Linked DNA regions of Homo sapiens: all the other regions are linked to region 1. Evidence: chromatin loops called from intact Hi-C (ENCODE). Cell type or tissue: dorsolateral prefrontal cortex. All regions are shown on one strand. Links, peaks and the distances in the headings refer to the core of each region. The heading gives the core; the rest is flanking DNA.

Region 1 (4,905 bases), core at 270-4,269:
GTTTGAGCACCAAGAATGTAACCCCTTCCCCAGACCTCTGCACAATTCTATCATTCAAGGATATGAAAGCCACTCATCAGTTCTCATGCTAATTCACACATTCACTCACTCATTCACTCATTGATACATGCTAAGTGCCTGCTAGCAGTTGCTGGCCTTTCTGTAACACCTTCCACTTGGCTGCCCTCCCCACTGAGACATGTTGTAAACTACCCTGTTCTTTAATTCCATCACGTGCTCATTTTGTCTTTGTAGGTTCTTCATAGGAAGGGCCAGATGGCATTACTGTGGTCCTCTTCCTCCTTGTCTGGTAGAGTCGCCCTCCACATGAGGTAGCTGGGGCTGTCCAGAGAAGGATGCGTGGTACTGAGAGGGGCGGAGCAGCTGAGGGAACAAAGTCAGAGAGACCCAGGATGACAGAAGAACAATGGAAAATAGGGGCTTCCAACCCAGAGGGATCTCCTAGAACCACACGGTTCTCTGATACGTTATTTCCAAGTGAAGCCCACCCTCAATGTAAAGAAATGTTTCTGAATGGGTCAAAAAGCCATCAGAGCAAGACCAGCCTGGAAGCTCATTCTGTTCTGGGCTAATGTCTGCCTCGATGGTAACCCCTAGTCAGAAGCTCCGCAGGAAGCAATACCAAGAGCCACGCTCCAATTCCTGAATCTGCTTTATTTCTCTGCATAAGGAACCCTGAACAGGCAATTCAAATTAAAACAAAATAAATATATGAATATTCATGTAAAACTGTCCTTTCTAATGAACAATTATACACAATGTACAATTTCATGTTCACTGGGTGGATTTACAAAAATGTACCATTCCCAACTAAAAATGCACCAAAATGGTTTCATGCAAACTTATCAAAAGTGACCAAAAATATGGAGGGAAAAACCTGACTGAGAGCACTTCGTTTTTGTTGTTTTTGTACAATCACAGAAAAATAAAAACATCTAATTTCTTTGTTACATTTAGAGTAACTAAATGTGGCCATTGTTTATAATGTTGGTTTATGTTCTTATAACATCTATGTAGTTACCATAAAAGTATATCAACATCAAATCAGAAGTGAGCATTATTGAGGGAGAGAAGGGAGGGTGAGAGCACCCGCACGGTCAGTAGTCAGTGTCGGAGCCCTCGGCGTTGTCCACGTTTCTCGAGAGCATGTAGTTGTCCATGTCGATTGAGCGGCAGTTGTTGATGGCATAGCGCAGGCGCTCGGCCATGACCAGCTGGCTGGAGTACGGGGGCAGCCTCAGCTGGAAGAAGCAGGTCTGTGAGGTAGGCAGACTGTCGTAAGGCTGTGGAGAGAGACCCAGAGCCGTGACTGGGGACATCAGAGTGCCATAAGGGGGAGTGGGGCTGCCCATGACCTCTCCCTGCCTTCAAGATGGAATTAACATGGCCACATGGTTAAGTCAAGTGGACACAGAGACTGGGCCAGATAGAATGAGCTGAGGCCCTACTGCCCCGTGGCCCTCGAGGCTCTGGGTGAAGATGTTCCTTCTTGTCCTCACCTCCTCCAGTGCCTGTGTGTGTAAAGTGAGGAGAAGCTCTGACTGGCAGGATTGCTTGAGAGAATACACTACGCACAGCGCCTGGCACAGGATGAGAGTGTAGTAAGAGGGCACCTGTCCTTCATACCCATCCACCAAGAGGGTGCAGACTGGAAGCCAGCTGCAGGGATGCCCCCACAGAGCAGGTAGAATGGAAAGAACGACTGTGAGGTGCAGCTGGCCATGGGAGCCTCTTTGCCCCCTCTCCTCTCCCTGTCCTCATGTGCATTCTGCCTCCTTTGCAGGCGCCATGGCTGCCTCGCACAGCTCACATAAGGAAGGGGCAGTCAATTAAACTCCAGTCCATCCATTCAACTGACGGTGATGCATCATTTAAAATGATAATTATGATGACTGGCAGCAAAACAGAAAGGTGTTCAGGATACATTAGGAGGTTAAAGGCAGAAAAAATTCTAGATACATCATATAAAAATTTGTACAATTGAGGCAAAGACTATGAGGAATTTCACAAAGGTAAAAATAGCTACTACTGGAGAGACAGGATTATATACGTTCCCTATCCCTCCTTGCAAACATAACTATTTTCTAAACAATTTGTAATAATAGTAATGGCATTATAGTGTTTTTATAAATTTTTAAAACGTTTGCTTAAAAAAAAAAAAAAGAACCTGTCTTCTCTCACTCAACCTCCTCTTGAAATCAGCCCTCCTCCCCAGAGCCCACACCTAGGTAAGCCACATGTCCTGCTATGGGAGGTGGATGGCCCAGCAGCCCAAATGCACCAGAGCCAGTGATGACACAGCTCAACGCAGAAAAACTGAAAGCAGCAAGGAAGGGAGGTGCCACTAGGTGGCTCTGATGACCTAAATGTGAGTACTGTAGAAATGATCTAAAAGCCACAGAGGAACCGACCACGGTAGTCAGTTACTGATGCTGACAACCCTGAGACCGGAGATTAGTGGTGGATTAACTCCTAGAACGGCAGGAGTAGCCCAGGACAGATATAAGGCAAGGGTTGTTTCCAGAGCTGAGTAGAAATGAGCCATTTCCTCCTTCCTACTTCTCTCTGAAGCAACAAAACAGATTTACAACTTACAGTTCTTGGCAAGTCATGCAGAAAATTTATGGAAAGGCTCTTTTATAATCCTTCCTGCACGTGGCTTCTCCAGCAAGCCTAGCCCAGGAGCAGAGCAGCAGCCTGCAGCCTCAGGAGGCAGCACAGGGAGGAATAGCTTTGGCTACACCAGAAAGCCAGACACTTAAACTGGCAGGAAGGGCCTGTGTGTGAAGAGGCCCCACTTCCCTTACTGTTTTCTGAACAAACATCATGGGCCCTGCTCAGAGAACTGCCCAGCTCATGTGGGAGAGAGGGCTTGTGAAGAGTGGGGATGGAGACAGAGGGAGGAGAGGCACTCCTAACTGAATGCAGTAAGTTCTGGGTTTGAGGGCTGTACCCAGTGTTCAGGAGGTGGAGAGAAGGAGTCTGGCTAGGTCTGCCTTCAGCAATGGTAGGGGCACTCCTGGAAAGCATCTAGGAGGGGTTCTTGGAGGAGATGACTGGCATTGGGCTTATAGGATGAGTAAGTGCTTGCCAGAGATAGAAGGAAAGGGGTGTGAAGAAGGACTTACTAAAGCAGAGGGAACAGGTTACATAAAAGCACAGAATTTTAAAAACAGCCTGGTCTACTGGGGAGAAAGGCAAGCAGCCCATTATGACCAGAACATGAGAAGTATCAAGACGTCACATCAGAAAGTGGGGCAGAGGCCAGACTGTGGAAGTGTTTAAGGCAGCTAAGGTCATTGGCATTTATTTCGGAGTCAACAAAGGGGGTCTCTGAAAGGTCTAAAAGGAGGAGAGTGACATGGTCAGACAGGTGCTTAAGAAAGATGACTCTGGCAGCAGTGTGCTTTTCAGACTCTAAGCCCTCTTATTCCTAAGCCATCTGTCAAAATCACAGCTGGGCTGGGGCTCTGCAGCTGGGGCCTTTCATCAGATGGCAGAGATGCAGCCCTGCCTGCTCCACAAGGCACACAACACAAGTGGGCACAGAGGTTATCGTTGCTCCCCACATCTTTGGGTTCCTTCTGGGGCACACCCACCAGTTAATGGTTAATATTTTCATGAAAACAAACAAGGCCATGCCTCAGCACAGGAAGAGGCAGTATGATGATCCTTCTGCCAAGTTCAGCTTTAACTCAGGAAGATGCTGGAAGATTTAGGGAAGGTTGTTGGTTGTAGTATGCTCTCTTCATCCACTTAGGACTCTTCCCACTGAAGCTAAATGATATTTCTAAACAAATTTTACTGCTTGATTTTTTTCATTAATCTGGAAATTCTAAGTATTAATAAGCATGAATCGGCAGGCCTACTTGAGGGTCATAGTTTGTTTTCCCCAACATAAAAGCAACAAGGCGCAGAGGGCCAGGCGTGTTGGCTCACGCCTGTAATCCCAGCACTTTGGGAGGCCAACGTGACCAGATCACCTGAGGTCAGTAGTTCAAGACCAGCCTGGCCAACATGGTGAATCCCCGTCTCTACCAAAATATACAAAAAAATTAGCCAGGCGTGGTGGCACGCACCTGTAGTCCCAGCTACTGCGGAGGCTGAGGCAGGAGAACTGCTTGAAGCTAGGAAGCGGAGGTTGCAGTAAGCTAAAATCATGCCACTGCACTCCAGCCTGGGCCACAGAGTGAGACCCTGTCTCAACAAAAACAACAATGAAGCAATAAGGCAGACATTACAAAGGAAAAAAGAATAGCTTACTTACCCTATCAACCTTCATGATTTGAAATCTCTGAGAAATGTCAGCAGTGTTGGCTGGTAGTCGAGATCTTCCTGACACAAACCTCATGAAAAGCACCCGCTCCTCATTGGAGAACTCTTCCAGCGTGTGCCAGAACCACTGCACCAGCTGATGCTGCTCATCCACCTCACGGTACCGCACCACTTTCTTCAAGACTTCCACAGAGATCTCGGGCATCCCACACACCATCTGCTCCAGTTGTTTTGCTGTGAGGAGGGACAGCAGCGGCACAGGAACAATCCAGGACATCCCTTCTCGGACTGCAGCCACCTGCTCCCGGGAGAGGTTGCTCATTCAATGAGTGTGCGTGAACCTGGCACCCACCAAGGGCCCTGTGGGGCTAGGCGCCTCCTGATGCCTGCTCGTCCGCTCCCCAGACCCTCTACTTGTTTCTCAGACCGCCAGGCACGAGAGTCAGTCAAAAAGGCCCACCCTCCCTGCCTCTCAACCCTTGTTAGAGTGCCTCCCTGCTGTGGGATTCTTACACTCCTGGTTCCAGTTCAAGTCCAATTTAGGAGCCTGCCTTCCCTCTACCACAAAATCTCAGCCCACTGGGGCCTTCCCTGATGCCAGCCCCACTC
Region 2 (4,905 bases), core at 401-4,400, 110 kb after region 1:
TAATTGTTCTATTTTATTACTGTTGTTGTTAATGTCTTACTATGCCTAATTTATAAATTAAACTTTACCATGGGCAAGTATGTACACACAGGAAAAAACGTAATGTATATAAGGTACGGTACTACCTGTGGTTTCAAGCAATCTACTGGGAGTCTTGGAACACATCACCCGCGGATATGGGGAGACTACTATACTTCAGTAAAATGATTACCTATAAATGTATTATATAAATCTCAATTTTCACACAGTAGGTTTAAGTGGAATACATGTATATAAAAAATAGTTACACTATTTTCCACAAAGGGAAAAACAAATTGTTTAAAAATGTTAATAAAATATCTTTTTCTATTAAAAAAAAGGGTGATCCCTATAATTTTCACTTACATATATTGCATATATATTTGCGAGCATTATGAGCTAACTACAAATTTACTCCCTTTATCTTCTTTATCTTACCTTTACTAACAGCATAGTCCTGCATGCTGATCCAAAGGCTTCGGGCAGGCTCTTTAGAACAACCCAATGCCAAGTCTACATAGACAGCAATTTCAGGCCGCAATTTATAATCAAAAGGCTTCTGTTCTTCATTTCCAGAAAGTGCTACTTCTAACAGGCAACTCATACATTTATCTAAAAAAAATACTCACGTTACCAATTTTAACATCATAAATTTTGGTGCTACAGATAAAATCTTACCACATTTATTTAATGATTATGAAATGATAAACTTCAAACCATTTTAAGTAGATGCTACCAAGGTAAAGTCCTTTAATGTTTTTCAGTTGGAGGTAGTATCAACCCTTTTACATTCTCCAAAAGGATGTGACACTCTACCAATTGTGACACTCCAAAAAAACCTCTGGTATTTTGCAGTCAAATGCTTTACCTCTGAGCTATACCCTACAACTCTGGCGTTTTGGCAGGCAGAGGCCAGAGAAACTAAATGTCCTACACGTGCAATGGTCTTGTATAACAAAAAACCAACGCGTTCAAAATGGAATGATATCCTCTTTGAGAAACAAGGAACCATTGAAAATGCGACTAGACCTTTTTTTAATAGACTTAAGTAAAAATAATCAGTTAAAAATGATCCATGTAAAAGATACCATGAACAATTTCTCAATTGATATTTATATTTGTACAGGTGGTTCCTAACTTTTCAGTGTGACATTTGACATTCAGAATTCATTTCACATTTAAAAATCAAACAAAACCATGTTCTAAGTGATGATGAGGTTCTTGGGCTAGTATCAAAAATCAATTCAACCCATAGTATAACTGAATTATTGTATTTTTATAATTTTACAAAGGCTAATACCTTTTTCTAATACATACAAGTAAACAAAATAAAATTTTAATAGTTTCATGATTTTATAACTTAAAAAGTGAAAAATAACATTAAACAGAAATTGATTTTCTTCATATTAAAGGCCAGTTTAATTGAATAAATATAACAGAAATATGAAGAGGGTAGAGATAGAGATACTTTTGTTCTCAGGAGGTCCTTTAGGACTGTCACAAGGTTAAACACTGACAGCAGTGGAATTATCTTTATCATGTTAAAGACCCCTTGAAAAACCATGATTTTACTTTCTTTAACAAAATGTTTCATAAACACCAGTCCAACATTCACCAGCCATGGCCAAAATCACTTTCTGGTTCATAAATGAAATGATGAATGTACACTCATATTTGGAAATGGAGGAAAATCCTCAACTGCTTCCCTCACTCCCACTCTCCAACCCTCCAAATCCCAAAGTATAATCTTTCTCATTTTGTTTTGTTTTTTCTTTTCTTTTCCGCTCTCCTTCTTTCCTCTCAGTCTCTCTTAGACTTTCCTTCAGGGACATGTTGAGTCTCTTTGTCTTATCAGAGAAATAATAAATTTTAGATCTAATAATATCATGTAGCCTGTCTAATCCAAATCATTATTTTATAGAATCAAAATTAGAAGCCTAGAGAGATTAAAGGACCAATTCTAGATAAAACAACTGGATTATCTGGGGTACCAGATAAGTCTTCATGTTCAGTCTAGGAACTAGCCTGCCAGCAATATATACAAATGGGAGATGCTGCAGAAGGGAAATTCTAAAGGCACTTTAAGTGGCGAAGAAAAAATTAGGACATAATATAATGTCAGCATGAAAGCAAGACAGGCTGGGAGGAAAAGAGGCTGCCACTCACATCTCAGGGGTGCTGCACTGATAAGTCATGGTTAAGTACTCTTACAGTGCTTTACATTCTGGGAAGCAGTTTCATAACCTCCAAGCCTCGGAAAATAAGTGATGAAGCATTGAGTTAGATGACTTGCTCAAAATGAGTGATAAATATGACAGAGTAGGACCAGACCTACAATTTCTATTTCCTCTGGGGGCTCTTTTCACCATATTGTGCTGCACGATTTAACCATTTTTCTTAGGGCTCCAAGTCATAGCCCCAGATTCCCTACACTGCTAATGTTGCAATTGGTGCCTGTCAGTTCTCTATTTAGCAAATCAGAATAGAGAAATCTCCAACTGAGGTACAAACAGGCATGTATTTTAAATGCTGCAGAGAAGCACATTACCCAATTGAGGAGTGTCCATTTCTACACCGTCACTGAACAGTGGCGTTTTCATCCAATATGCAGTGTCCTGTTCCTCTGGAGACACAGGGGAGCCCTGAAGCATGCCACCAAGACACCGCCCAATAAGGAGAGCAATTGTTCTTTCTAGATCCACAAGCCATACCCAGGACTGAGCTGGCTGAGGTAATGGCAGACCAGCAGGATCAATTAGTTCTGGCCCTCCTAAAGACAAAATCATTAGTTATTGTGTCTTTATCTGGTACTTTTAAGATTCAAAATATTTCTCATAGTCTCCTACCGTACTGCAATAAGATACTGATGCAAAATATTTTATGATGAAAACACAAATTATAATACTTTCTGTATTTTTTCTCTTTACCAGACTGATTTAAAATAATATCCAGAGAAGTTATGCTATCAAATAAAATTTTCCTTGGAAAAGTTACTAATTTTAAGATAAACATTAAAACAACATATGACAACATTATTCCAATCAATTATATTCCTACTTTTCATTACCCAGACCAAAATTCACTATCTTTAGGGAGTATTCTGAGTTTATTCCTCCAAAATCAACACACAAATTTATCCATTAAAATGACATTCAAGATTGTTTAATGCTTTTTAAGGCCTGAATTCAGAATTGTCTTAATACTAAGATCCAGACCCATGCTTTCTTTTTTTCTGGGGGGCGGGGGTGGAGGGGAGCAGACAGAGTCTCGTTCTGTCACTCAGGCTGGAGTGCAGTGGCATGATCTTGGGTCACTGAAACCTCTGCCTCCCAGGTTCAAACAATTCTCCTGTCTCAGCCTCCCAAGTAGCTGGGAGTATAGGTGTGCACCACGGTGCCTGGCTAATTTTTGTATTTTTAGTAGAGATGGGGTTTCACCATGTTGGCCAGGCTGGTCTTGAACTCCTGACCTCAGGTGATCCGGCGGCCTCAGCCTCCCAAAGTGCTGGGATTATAGGCATGAGCCATCATGCCGGGCCCAGATCCATGCTTTTTTATTGTACATTTGTTTTTAAAAGTTCTTGACTTCACGAAATGACAGCTATAAGGAACACATACCAATGAAATAAAAATAGAGACTGAAAAATCCAAAAAGCAGTTATTTGAAATGATAATGGATAAGTTATCTAAAAGGAAAATGGATAAATGATTAATAAAATTACTCAAGAAAAAAAGATGGCACAAATTCAAAAAATAGGAATAAACAGGATATAACCATAGATATACTAGAGATTTTTTAAAACCATGAATATTACAAATAACTTTATGCCAATAAATTTGAAAACCAACAAAATAACATTCCTGGAAATATATATATTTCCAAAATGGACTTAAGAAGAAACATAAGATGGAAGGGAATACTAATCACTAAAGAATGAGAATTGCCAGAGTCTGTCTACAAACAAAACACCAGGGCCAGATAGTTTCACAGATAAATTCTTCTAAAACCTCAGGAAGAGATAACTCGTATCTTACACAAATTATTTCAGTGAACAGGAATAAAAGAAAGTTCCGCGTTCATGTTATGAGATTAGTATAATTTTGGTAGTAAAAACTAGGAAAGGATAGCATGAAAAAATAAAATTATAGAAAAATATCAGTTATAAACATAGATGAAAAAATAAAATGACACCTTACTCACCTGATAGACTGAATCTTAGCAAGTTCTGAGACGCTTTAGAAAAGAATAAACTGGCCAGGGGCGGTGGCTCCCGTCTGTAATCCCAGCATTTTGGGAGGCTGAGGTGGGCGGATCACAAGGTCAGGAGTTCAAGAACAGCCTGGCCAACATGGTGAAACCCCGTCTCTACTAAAAATACAAAAATTAGCTGGACGTGGTGGTGCATGCCTGTAATCCCAGCTACTCAGGAGGTTGAGCCAGGAGAATCACTTGAACCCGGGAGGCAGAGGTTGCAATGAGGCAAGATTGCGCCACTGCATTCCAGCCTGGGCAACAGAGCAAGACTCCATCTCAAAAAAAGAAAAAAGGAAAGAATAAATTTGGAACAACTCCATATAAAGCCTAATCAACATCCTGATATGGTTGTAAATTTGACACTTGGACTAAGTGACACTTGATCACTGAACTGTATAATGTTAAAATAAGATAGGCCCTCAAGGTCATCTTTCCAACTCCAATGCTTTTCCTTTTATGCTCCAGCCCAGGATTCTTTCCAATAAAATAAGAGGACTTACTTAAATTTGAAAAGCTTTTAAGATTTCAGTGATGAAATTCCTTTGATAGCCTTAGGATAGATAGACTCCAATGGAAAAACACAGTGATGTGTGCAAGAGGAACAACTTTTCTCAAAGGCATTATTTGCTCTTT
Region 3 (4,905 bases), core at 375-4,374, 460 kb after region 1:
AAATCATAAAAGTATTAAAGGGAAGGATAGGAAAAATATTCCCCTAGGAGAGGGAAAGACCTTTCTAATTATGACCAAAAAAGTCCAGGATACATAAAATTAAGGAATGACAAATTAAATCCCATAAAAGTATATTTATGGCAATTAAAAAAGAGAAAAAGTAAAAAAGGACAAACTGGATAGGAATGGTAGCTCATACCAGTAATCCCAACAGTTTGGGAGGCCGAGGCAGGAGGATTGCTTGAGGCCAGAAGTTCAAGAGTCTGGACAACACAGCAAAACCCTGCCTCTACAAAAAATTTAAAAATTAGCCAGGCATGGTGGCCCATGCCTGTAGTCCCAGCTACTTGGGAGGCTGAGGTGGGGGAATTGCTTGAACCTGGTGATTGTGCCACTGCACTCTAGCACAACATATGCTAAAATGTAAGCAAAAAAGGAGCATATGTGTTCTGGCATTTACAGGCATAAAAAACTCTGAAGCTACAAGAGCGATTAATCATGAAACCTACTGGAAAAGGATGTGAACTAAATCGGGAAGGAGTCTTTTCACTGTATATACCTTTGAATGCTTTTTGATGTTGAACCACCTGTGGTATTACTCATTCAAAAACTAAATAAAAGCCAGGCATGGTGGCACGCAGCTGTCATCCCAGCTACTTGGGAGGCTGAAGCAGGAGAATCACTTGAACCCAGGAGGCGGATGTTGCAGTTAGTGGAGATTGCACCACTGCACTCCAGCCTGGGCGACAGAGCAAGACTCCGTCTCAAAAAAAAAAAAGAAAGAAATGAATAAAAATATAAAAATCTCAGCTACTTGGGAGGCTGAAATGGGAGAACCACTTGAGCCCAGGAGTTCAAGACCAGCCTGGGCAACATAGCAAGACCTGATCTCTACAAAAAACAAACACACAAAAATTAGCTGGGTGTGGTGGCTTGCACCTGTAGTCCCAGCTATTCAGGAGGCTGAGACAGGAGGATTGCTTGAGCCCAAGAGTTAGAGGCTACAGTGAGCTATTATCTTGCCACTGCACCCCAGCCTGGGCAACAGAGCAAGATCCTGGTATCTTAAACAAACAAAAAACTGCAGATGACTAACATGTTGTTAGTCATTAAGTTGCACATTTTTCATGATAAAAAATGATGCTGTGATCGTCATATCATTCATGACATAGGGTCAAACATGTTTACACAACAAGAAAATAGGAAATATATTTGCAGTATATGTGACAGAAAATGCTAATATTTGTATTGTATAATTAGCTTTTTAAAACATTAACATTCCAGTAGAGGCCAGGCACAGTGGCTCACACCTGTTATCCCAGCGCTTCGGGAGGCTAAGGCTGGAGGATTGCTTGAGCCTAGGAGTTTGAGGCTGCAGTGAGTATGAAAGCACCACCGCACTCCAGCCTGGATGACAGAGAAAGACTCTTATCTCAAAAAAAAAAAATTCTACATGTTTAACCTTACAAATAGATGCTAATGAAAAACCTTTTCAAAATCCTCCACCTTGGGCAAATATTTTTTAAAATAATAATACCCAATATTACTGTAGAACAGGAACACCTACCCCACTCTTGGTTGGGTGTCAATTGGTACAATTTCTCCAGAGGCCAATTCAACAATATGTATCAAAGCCTCAAAATCATTCATAATCTTTGGCAAAGAGTTCCATATCTAAGAAAGTCTTCAGTGATGGGCCATGTGCCGAGGCTCACACCTGTAATCCCAGCACTTTGAGAGGCCGAGGCAGGCAGATCACTAGGTCAGGAGATGGAGGCCATCCTGGCTAACACAGTGAAACCCCGTCTCTGCTAAAAATACAAAAAATTAGCTGGACGTGGTGGCATGAACCTGTGATCCCAGCTACTCAGGAGGCTGAGGCAGGAGAATCGGTTGAACCTGGGAGGTGAAGGTTGCAGTGAGCTGAGATCACATCACTGCACTCCAGCCTGGGTGACAGAGCAAGACTCCCTCTCAAAAAAAAAAAAGTCTTCAGTGATAATCACTCCAGTCAGAACAAAGGCACAGGCTGCAATAAGTCCATGGTGGTCTGGTACCACTTAGTGCAGCCCGGTTAGAGGGGCAGTGAGTGTGCCCTCAGGGCCTTTGGGAAAACCCAGGGCAGCTGATGCCAAGTGGGTATGCTCTGTCACTAAGAAATAATGCTTTGCTGCCATCTGGTGTTCTCCCAGATAATCGCACCCACCCCAGAGGAAAAACTCTCCAAGTTAGCACCGAGCAGCCCTTTCCTCTATTCTCCCCTACCCCGGAAGATGCGGGTCTCGCTCTGCCACCCAGGAGGGAGTGCAGTGGCGCAATCAGGGTTCACTGCAGCCTCAATATCCTGGCCTCAAGCGATCCTTCCATCTCAGCCCCCCAAGTAGCTGGAACTACAGGTGTGCACCACCACGCCCTGCTAATTTTTTGATTTTTTGTACAGACAGGGTCCCGCTATGTCGCCTAGGCTGGTCTCAAACTCTTGAGCTCTAGCCATCCGCCCACCTTGGCCTCCCAAATGTTGGGATTACAGGCGTGAGTCACTGCACCTGGCCTTCTCTATTTTTAACAAACCCTAATAAAGCATTTACTAGGTTCCAGGCGTTGTGCTCAGCACTTTACAAGCATTCCCTTTTTTAGTCCTCATAAGGGCCCCACGAAATAGGTAATTTTATCATCCCCATTTTACAAACGAGGGAACTAAAATACAGAGAAGCTAGGTAACTTGCCCAAAGTCACACAGCTACTAAGTGACTGAGTATTGGATTAGAACAAGATGGCAGTTTGGCACCAGTGTCTGTGCTCTTGACCACATCCTTTGTGAAGAGGATCCAGGGTCTGCATGGTGCTAACAGCACTTGGAGAGAACCTGACAGCCCATACAGCAACATCCTCTCCACATCCAGTACATCTGCCCCAAATAAGTCCATATCAGAACTGGGTTCGCTCATGCCCTATAGGCAGTCTAACCTGAGTCATGGACAACCACCAGTTCAGGCTAAATCCAATGAAGTTTTTTGGAAAAATCTTTACTTGTATTTCATATATACAAAAAGATATCAGAAATAATGTGGCTGAGCACAGCGACTCATGCCTTTAATCCCAGCACTTTGGGAGACCAAAGTGGGAGGATCGCTTGAGCCCAGGAGTTTGAGACCCCCTAGGCAATATAGTGAGACCTCATCTCTACAAGAAATTTAAAAATTAGCTAGCTTTGGTGGCGTGCATCTGTAGTCCCAGCTACCCGGGAGGCTGGGGCGGGTGGATAGCTTGAGCCTGGGAGATAGAGCCATGATCGTGTCACTGCACTCCAGCCCCGGTGACAGAGTGAGACCATGTCCCAGAAAAAAAAAAAAAAAGAGTATTAACAGTAGTGGTGCATCAGTAATGAGTTTGAACCCCAACAATTCACTGGCTTGTTTTCTACCATGGTATTAACACATGCAGAAAACCACCTGGGATATGAGTGCAATGAGACTTTTATAGCAATCCTACCCCTTCCTAGTAAACTGGCCCCCACTAACTACAGTTAATTGTGTCCTGCTGGACACATCTGCAGTTTTGGTAGCAGTTGCTTCATGGTGGAGCTGGGAAAGCTGCTTTTTTTTTTTCCTTTTTTTCTTCCTTTCTTTTATTTTTTTCTTTATTTTTTGAGACAGCATCTCACTCTGTTGCCAAGGCTGGAGTGCAGTGGCGCAATCTTGGCTCACTGCAACCTCCGCCCCCCAGGTTTAAGCAATTCTCTGCCTCAGCCTCCCGAGTAGCTGGGATTACAGGCACGTGACACCATGTCCAGCTAATTTTTGTATTTTTAGTAGAGATGGGGTTTCACCATCTTGGCCAGGCTGGTCTTGAACTCCTGACCTCGTGATCCACCCGCCTCGGCTCCCAGAGTGCTTGGATTACAGGCGTGAGCCGCTGCACCCAACCTAAGCCACCACGCCCGGCCATAAGCTTCTTATTTGTAACGGTCTAAGAAAGCAGTGGATAAATAATTAGTTGAGCGTGGTAGCTCTCATCTGTAGTCCCAGCTTCTTGGGAGGCTGAGGTGGGACAATTGCTTGAGCCCAGTAGTTTGAGGCTGCAGTGAGCCCTGATGGTGCCTTTTCACTCCAGCAGGGGCGACAGAGAGCGACCCTGTCTCAAAAGCAAAAACAAGAAGGTAGTGGCTCCTACTGGGGCTCAGAAAGCAATAACCCAAAATATGGCTCCTTGGTGTGCTGTGAATTAAAGAAGAATAGAAAGCCTCAGAAGCAGCCTCAAAAGCAAAGACTCTCTCTGACCATATCCTGCCCTGCTGTCTCCTGCCCCTTCCTCCTCCAAAGGGAGTCATAGAAAACAGAATCTGTCTTCCCCAAGGGAGGAAATAGAAACCAGAACCTCTTTTCAAAGCAAGCCATACCAGTCTGGGAAACATGGCAAAGTCCCATCTCTACAAAAAAATACAAAAAAAAATTTAGCTGGGCATGGTGGTATGCACCTGTGGTCCCAGCTACTTGGGAAGTTGGGGTGGGAGGATCACTTGAGCCTGAGAGGTTGAGGCTGCAGTGAGCCATGATTGTGCCACTGCACTCCAGCCTGGGCAACAGAGCAAGACCATCTCAAAAACAAAAACAGTAACAACAACAAAAAGCAAACCACAAAACCTAGAAATATTACTCTAACTTTCCCCCGCCTTTCTGTGCATGAGCTGGCCATAAAGAAATTCTCTGACCTGCCTTATCTAACAGTAGGTCATAAGACTGCCCCATACCCAGGAGGAAGGAATGCTACACAGAAAGGCCAAGAAGAATCTGAAGAGATAGTCCTTGCTGGGTTTCCCCACTTAGTCCATTACCATTAGATCGCACTTTTTGTCCAATCACATTTCTACACAATTGTCCACTCTTCGTCAAACCTAAGCAGAAA
Region 4 (4,905 bases), core at 247-4,246, 280 kb after region 1:
GGACAGTCAGAATTCTGGCCTTTTCCCTTCTTTTGAAAGTTCAGCTGCAAGTTGTATTGGGATATAGGTTGCACATACTTTTTTTTTTCCTGTTATATCTTTTAACATTTCATGGTATTGTTTATATATAGAAGTTTGTGATTTGAATGTTGTTAAATTTATTCATCTTTTCCTTTAAGGTTTTTTGTTTTTGTGTCTTGCCAAAGGTTATAAGTGAGGAACATTAAAAAAAAAAAAAGACAAATTCCCCAGACAAATCACAGAAAATAGAAAAAGATCTTGAAAATATTTTTAAAAACTCACATAATAAGAGGAATGCTAAGATGCCATTTCACATTATCAGATTAACGGAAGTTGTAAAGTTTGCTAACACACTGTGTTGGTGAAACTGATGAGGAACAAGCACTCTTGTTCTTTGCTGGTAGATGTATACACTTGTAGAACTCTGATCAAGAGCAATTTGGCTGTATTTGTAAAAATTAAAAACACACATACCATTTGATCTATAAGACCACATCTAGGAATTTATCCTCAGATATTACAGATGTATGAAATGACATATGCACAAGGTTATTCATTATAGCATTGTTTATAACAGCAAAGGAAACAACCATCATTAGGGAACTGGTTAAAATATGTTTCATCCATGCAATGAACCACTATACATTTGTAACAAAGAATAAGGAAGCTTTTCTGAACTGATATGGAAAAAATATCTCTATACCCTTAAGTGAAAAAAGCAAAGTGCAGGACAGTGTGTATAATAAGCAATTGTCTTACCCCGTGAGGCGCACTGTGGCAACCAGACCTCTGGGTTGTGGAATCAGGTCCTACAGGTCACCGTGGTTGGGGGACAGTGGCAGTTGCTGCCCCCATCTCAAGAAGGCTTGAGCAGCCGGCAGTTTGGCATCATTCTACAGCAGGAGGTTAAGGGCCCCCCTCCCAGAGTGGCGATCATTAAAGCCAAGGCTCCCAAAGGTCAAGCTGCAGAGCAACACCTGGAAAGAATCTGCCACAGCCTTCAGAAGCATCATGCTATGTTGACTTCTATATAGTCAGATAAGCAGGATCACTTGAAAGCTGAATGGGATCAGCCTAATGACCAAAGGTATTGAGACAGCCTTGTGCAAGCAAAAATTAAGAATGCCATGCAAGCGTTTATCATTAACACTGAAGGACAAAACACATGAGGCACACAAACCTGGCGCCTCAGACTGTGAAACATTCCTAAAACCATAATTGGAGATTGCCTAATCAAAAATCAAGTGAATTTGTCAAGTAAGGGTTATGGCTAGGATATTCATATTCCTACCAAATCAATAGCTATTGCTTGTTAATATTTTTTGTTTTATCTATGTTTTGATGGAAAGCAAATGAATATATTGTTCATATTTTGTTACTTTGGTTAAAATCTATTTTGCTTCTTTTGTTGAATATAAAATTGACCCTTGAACAATAAGGATTTTTTGTTTTGTTTTGTTTTGTTTTTTTTAAAGACAGGGTTTTGCTTTGTTGCCCAGGCTGCAGTGCAATGGCGTGATCTCAGCTCACTGCAGCCTCCCCTTCCTGGCCTCCTGGGTTCAAGCGATTCTCATGCCTCAGCCTCCCAAATAGCTGGGACTACAGGTGTGCACCACCACACTAGCTAATTTTTGCATTTTTAGTAGGACAGAGTTTCACTGTGTTGGCCAGGCTGGTCTCGAACTCTTGACCTCATGTGACCTACCTGCCTCAGCCTCCCAAACCGCTGGGTTTACAGGTATGAGCCGCGGCACCTAGGCTTATATACCTTTTTATACTTTAAATTTTTTGAGCCATGTGAATATTTTACCAATGCAGAAAATTAACACTATTTTAAAATAATAACAGTTTCCCAGAATCCAATCCAAAATATCAAACCAGACACTCTGGGCCCATATATTTTTTTAAAAGTTTCCTAGGAATCTCTCAGGGGAATCCTGGCCTGTCATGGAAGATCGCTAAGAACCTACTGAGCCTTAGATCCAGCAGTCAAGGTCCCAGCCCTTGCAGCGCCACCTGGTGGCCTTAGTTACCAAGCATCCCTCAGAAAAATGTGTGTGGATGGCCAGTGAATGCAGACCAGGACAAAGAGTAACATGGCACTGTGTCCACAGGCTGGGTGGGGCTGGCCCCAGCGGACCCAACATCGACCTCCAGGACTGGCTGTGTCGGTCCTGAGGGAAACGAGGCAGAGGGCCTAAAGTTCTACAGCCTCTGTCCCAAGGAGCCACCCAGAGGCAGCCTGCAAGAGCACATACCTTGGGCCTCTGTCCCAAGGAGCCACCCAGAGGCAGCCTGCAAGAGCACATACCTTTGGACCTGAGTTCAAACCCCGGCTCCACCAACTACTAGCCTCGTTATCTCATGCAGCATAACTTCTCAGGTCCTCTGTTTTCTCATCTGCAAAATGGAGACAAGTATAAGTCTGTAGACACATCTAGTATAATGCCTATGCTCAATAGGAACTTGATTAATGCTCATTCTCTTCCCTTTTGTTACTTCTAGATAGCTTTACTCCCTGGCCCTAAAGAGCCTAGCTGGGCTCATGGGAGCTTCCTGTGGCCTGGGAGGGTTCAAGCATTGGAGAGACTGAGGAAGAAGAAATCCATATGCTTCTTGTCTTTCTAAACCCTCTCCCTCCTCCTTGCCCCTTCTTTAGCTAGCAAGGAATACATTTCAGGCCTGGCTGAGGTGGGGAGGCAGTTCAGGAAGTGGCTGCAGTTCCCACAAGCAGAGTCAGATGGGGTTCCAGTCCTGTGCTATAGGCCTGGGTGCTCCATCAATCAATCGAGTCTTTTGGCCTGGGAGCAAGGCCCAGTCCCTGCCCTCCCTCGGGGAGTGCATTATACTCAGGGAGAGCCGAATAGAACACAAATCACAGTGAATGTGCAGGGGACTAAGGGGACTCAGAGGCACTGATGAAGTTACTAAATTGACCATCTGCTCTTTCAGGTTGTGACACTATTTCTAGAAGCTCCTGATAAAAATGCAACTAGGAGCCCATGAATCCCTCACCCTTTAGTTCAGACTAGCATCTCTGCTTCCCTCCTAGGTCTTCTGGAAGATGGCAGAACCCAAGAGAGATGAGACATTATAAAAACGTAGACAAGACATTGAAACATTTTTGTTCGAAGCTGTAGAAAGGAATGTTCAGACGACAGAGCAGAGCACTCCTAGAAGGGGTGACTGCTAGGTTCCAGACCCCCTGGCAGTGGGAAGACACCAGCCTGGCCAGAAGAGAGCCTCCCAAAGGGAAACTGGGGGATACTGAGATCACCTGGGTCACAATTCTGCTCTTTGTACCCATGTCAGCAGAGGACCTCCAAGAAGTCAGATGCTGGGAGAACAGAGTCCTAACCTTAGGCATTACCCGATTCACAGGTGAGGAAACTGAGGACCAGCAAGGGGAGGTGCTTGCCTCAGTCCCATGTGAGTTAATGGATGACCCTGACCTGGACTTCAGGTCTCCCGAGCCCTATTGCATGGTGCAAAGCACTCAGTCTTTGGAGCCAGGTAGAACTGAATTTGAACCCAAAGTCCCCTGCTACTTTGCTAGCCATTTAGTTTTAGAAAAGTCATCTACCTCTCTGAGCCTTGGTTTCCTGCCTTTGTAAAACAGACCAGAGCTCTTGCTCAGGAGTGTTGTCAGGACTAAAGATAATATGTGCAAGCCACCCGGCACATGGTAAGTGGGGATGCTACGATTATTGCTTCTCCTACGCAAACCACACCAGCCACAGACAGGCAGGAAGAGGGCTGGCTGCTGCAGCTCTCAGGCACAGCAGCTTTGCACTTGGTGGTGGTCATGGTAGGGGCATGGGGTTCTGGTTGAAGGAGTCAGATGTGTGGAAAGTAGAATGTGCCTTGTGGCTGGGTAGTGAGGCTTCTTCACTAACTCCAGAGTTGCAGAGTATGCAGGCCGTGGGAGCCACACACCCAGCCCATGGCATGCAGAAGCAAGAGGCATGACCCCTTATTCATATGAAGGGCCCTACCGATCACATGCTTTGCAGTCGCCAGAGTGGTTGCCAGGGGCAGAACCACTATAGGGGATCTTCCTTCCTCTTTTGCTCCAGGCTCCTCACTTACATGTCTATTTTTACCCTGTACTGTATGCTGTCAATAAGAAGCATGGTTATTACAGCAGCAACCACATTCCGAGTGCAACGGAACGGGAACTTCACATGCATCAGCTCATTCCATTTCACCCTCACAGAAGCCCTGCGGGAGCATACTGTCATTCCCATTTTACAAGAGGGAGAACTGAGGCTCAGTTCGTTGCTAACAGTTACCCAGCCAAGAAGGTGCCAGAACTGGGATTCAGACCCTGAGGTCCAGTCTAACTCCAAAGCCAGGGTTTCCATGCAGCACCCCCCTGCCCAGGTATGATGCTTCTTTCCAGGGAAGGGAGGTTGATAGAGGCAGGGCCTACAGGTTATCATTATTATTGTTGTTGTTTTAAAGATGGGTGTCTTGCTCTGCTGCCCAGGCTAAGTGCAGTGGCATGATCATAGCTCACTGCAGCCTCAAACTCCTGGGCTCAAGCAATCCTCCTGCCTGCGGGTTTTGAAGGCTGTAGCAGGACCAACTCCTGGGCAGGTGTGTTGGGAGTAGGGAGCCTCATTTGAGCCCCAGAAAGTTTGCTCACGAGGCAGTTCTGAAAAAGTAGAGAGCACCACAGCAGAAGCAGAGGAAGAGAATTGAAGGAGACATGAGGTTCACCTCCCAGCAGCTGTTCCCCTTCTCTTAGCAATGACCAGTTCTCCTCCTTCCAGTTTCGGGGAAGCTAACTCCACCCTAGGCACTAAGGCCTTGGGTCTCAGGCCTAAACAAATCACCCTCATCCATCCCTCAGCCTCCGTGACTGGTCCATGGATAGGGCGT

The links. Hi-C counts contacts between places; a loop is a spot of excess contacts. Peaks named below come from ENCODE experiments on the same cell type or tissue, not always from the same donor. Only the 100,000 strongest peaks of a DNase experiment are listed, where the experiment ranks them.
Region 2: it touches region 1 in a loop (2.2-fold over the local background); 2 of 110 quality-filtered maps call a loop at or near these places.
Region 3: it touches region 1 in a loop (3-fold over the local background); 49 of 110 quality-filtered maps call a loop at or near these places.
Region 4: a loop joins it to region 1, with 5 times the contacts of the local background. A loop is called at or near these places in 26 of 110 quality-filtered maps.

What each region holds. Positions count from the first base shown.
Region 1 is chr15:63,607,963-63,612,867 of GRCh38, forward strand. It overlaps HERC1 (HECT and RLD domain containing E3 ubiquitin protein ligase family member 1), which reads right to left. Exons shown (of 78, transcript NM_003922.4): 77 at 4,289-4,594; 78 at 656-1,304. The coding sequence ends at 1,119. It also overlaps a transcript of FBXL22 not described here. Among named protein-coding and RNA genes, the nearest start is that of USP3-AS1, 9.6 kb to the left of the region's middle. In dorsolateral prefrontal cortex, for the core only: CTCF peaks have their summits at 2,361 (motif pointing right) and 2,562; DNase peaks (open chromatin) are centred at 2,359 and 3,502; H3K4me3 peaks cover 604 bases; H3K27ac peaks cover 4,000 bases.
Region 2 is chr15:63,722,726-63,727,630 of GRCh38, forward strand. HERC1 (HECT and RLD domain containing E3 ubiquitin protein ligase family member 1) reads right to left here. Exons shown (of 78, transcript NM_003922.4): 18 at 2,567-2,788; 19 at 457-630. Among named protein-coding and RNA genes, the nearest start is that of HERC1, 110 kb to the right of the region's middle. In dorsolateral prefrontal cortex, for the core only: no CTCF peak of the experiment used is centred there; no DNase peak of the experiment used is centred there; H3K27ac peaks cover 356 bases.
Region 3 is chr15:64,065,537-64,070,441 of GRCh38, forward strand. No RefSeq gene overlaps it. Among named protein-coding and RNA genes, the nearest start is that of DAPK2, 22 kb to the left of the region's middle. In dorsolateral prefrontal cortex, for the core only: CTCF peaks have their summits at 2,183 (motif pointing left), 2,387 and 4,091; a DNase peak (open chromatin) is centred at 2,175.
Region 4 is chr15:63,889,143-63,894,047 of GRCh38, forward strand. No RefSeq gene overlaps it. Among named protein-coding and RNA genes, the nearest start is that of MIR422A, 21 kb to the left of the region's middle. RefSeq lists enhancers at 2,150-2,239, 3,809-4,038, 4,814-4,905 and a silencer at 3,588-3,882. In dorsolateral prefrontal cortex, for the core only: CTCF peaks have their summits at 2,040 (motif pointing left) and 2,240; DNase peaks (open chromatin) are centred at 2,039 and 3,980.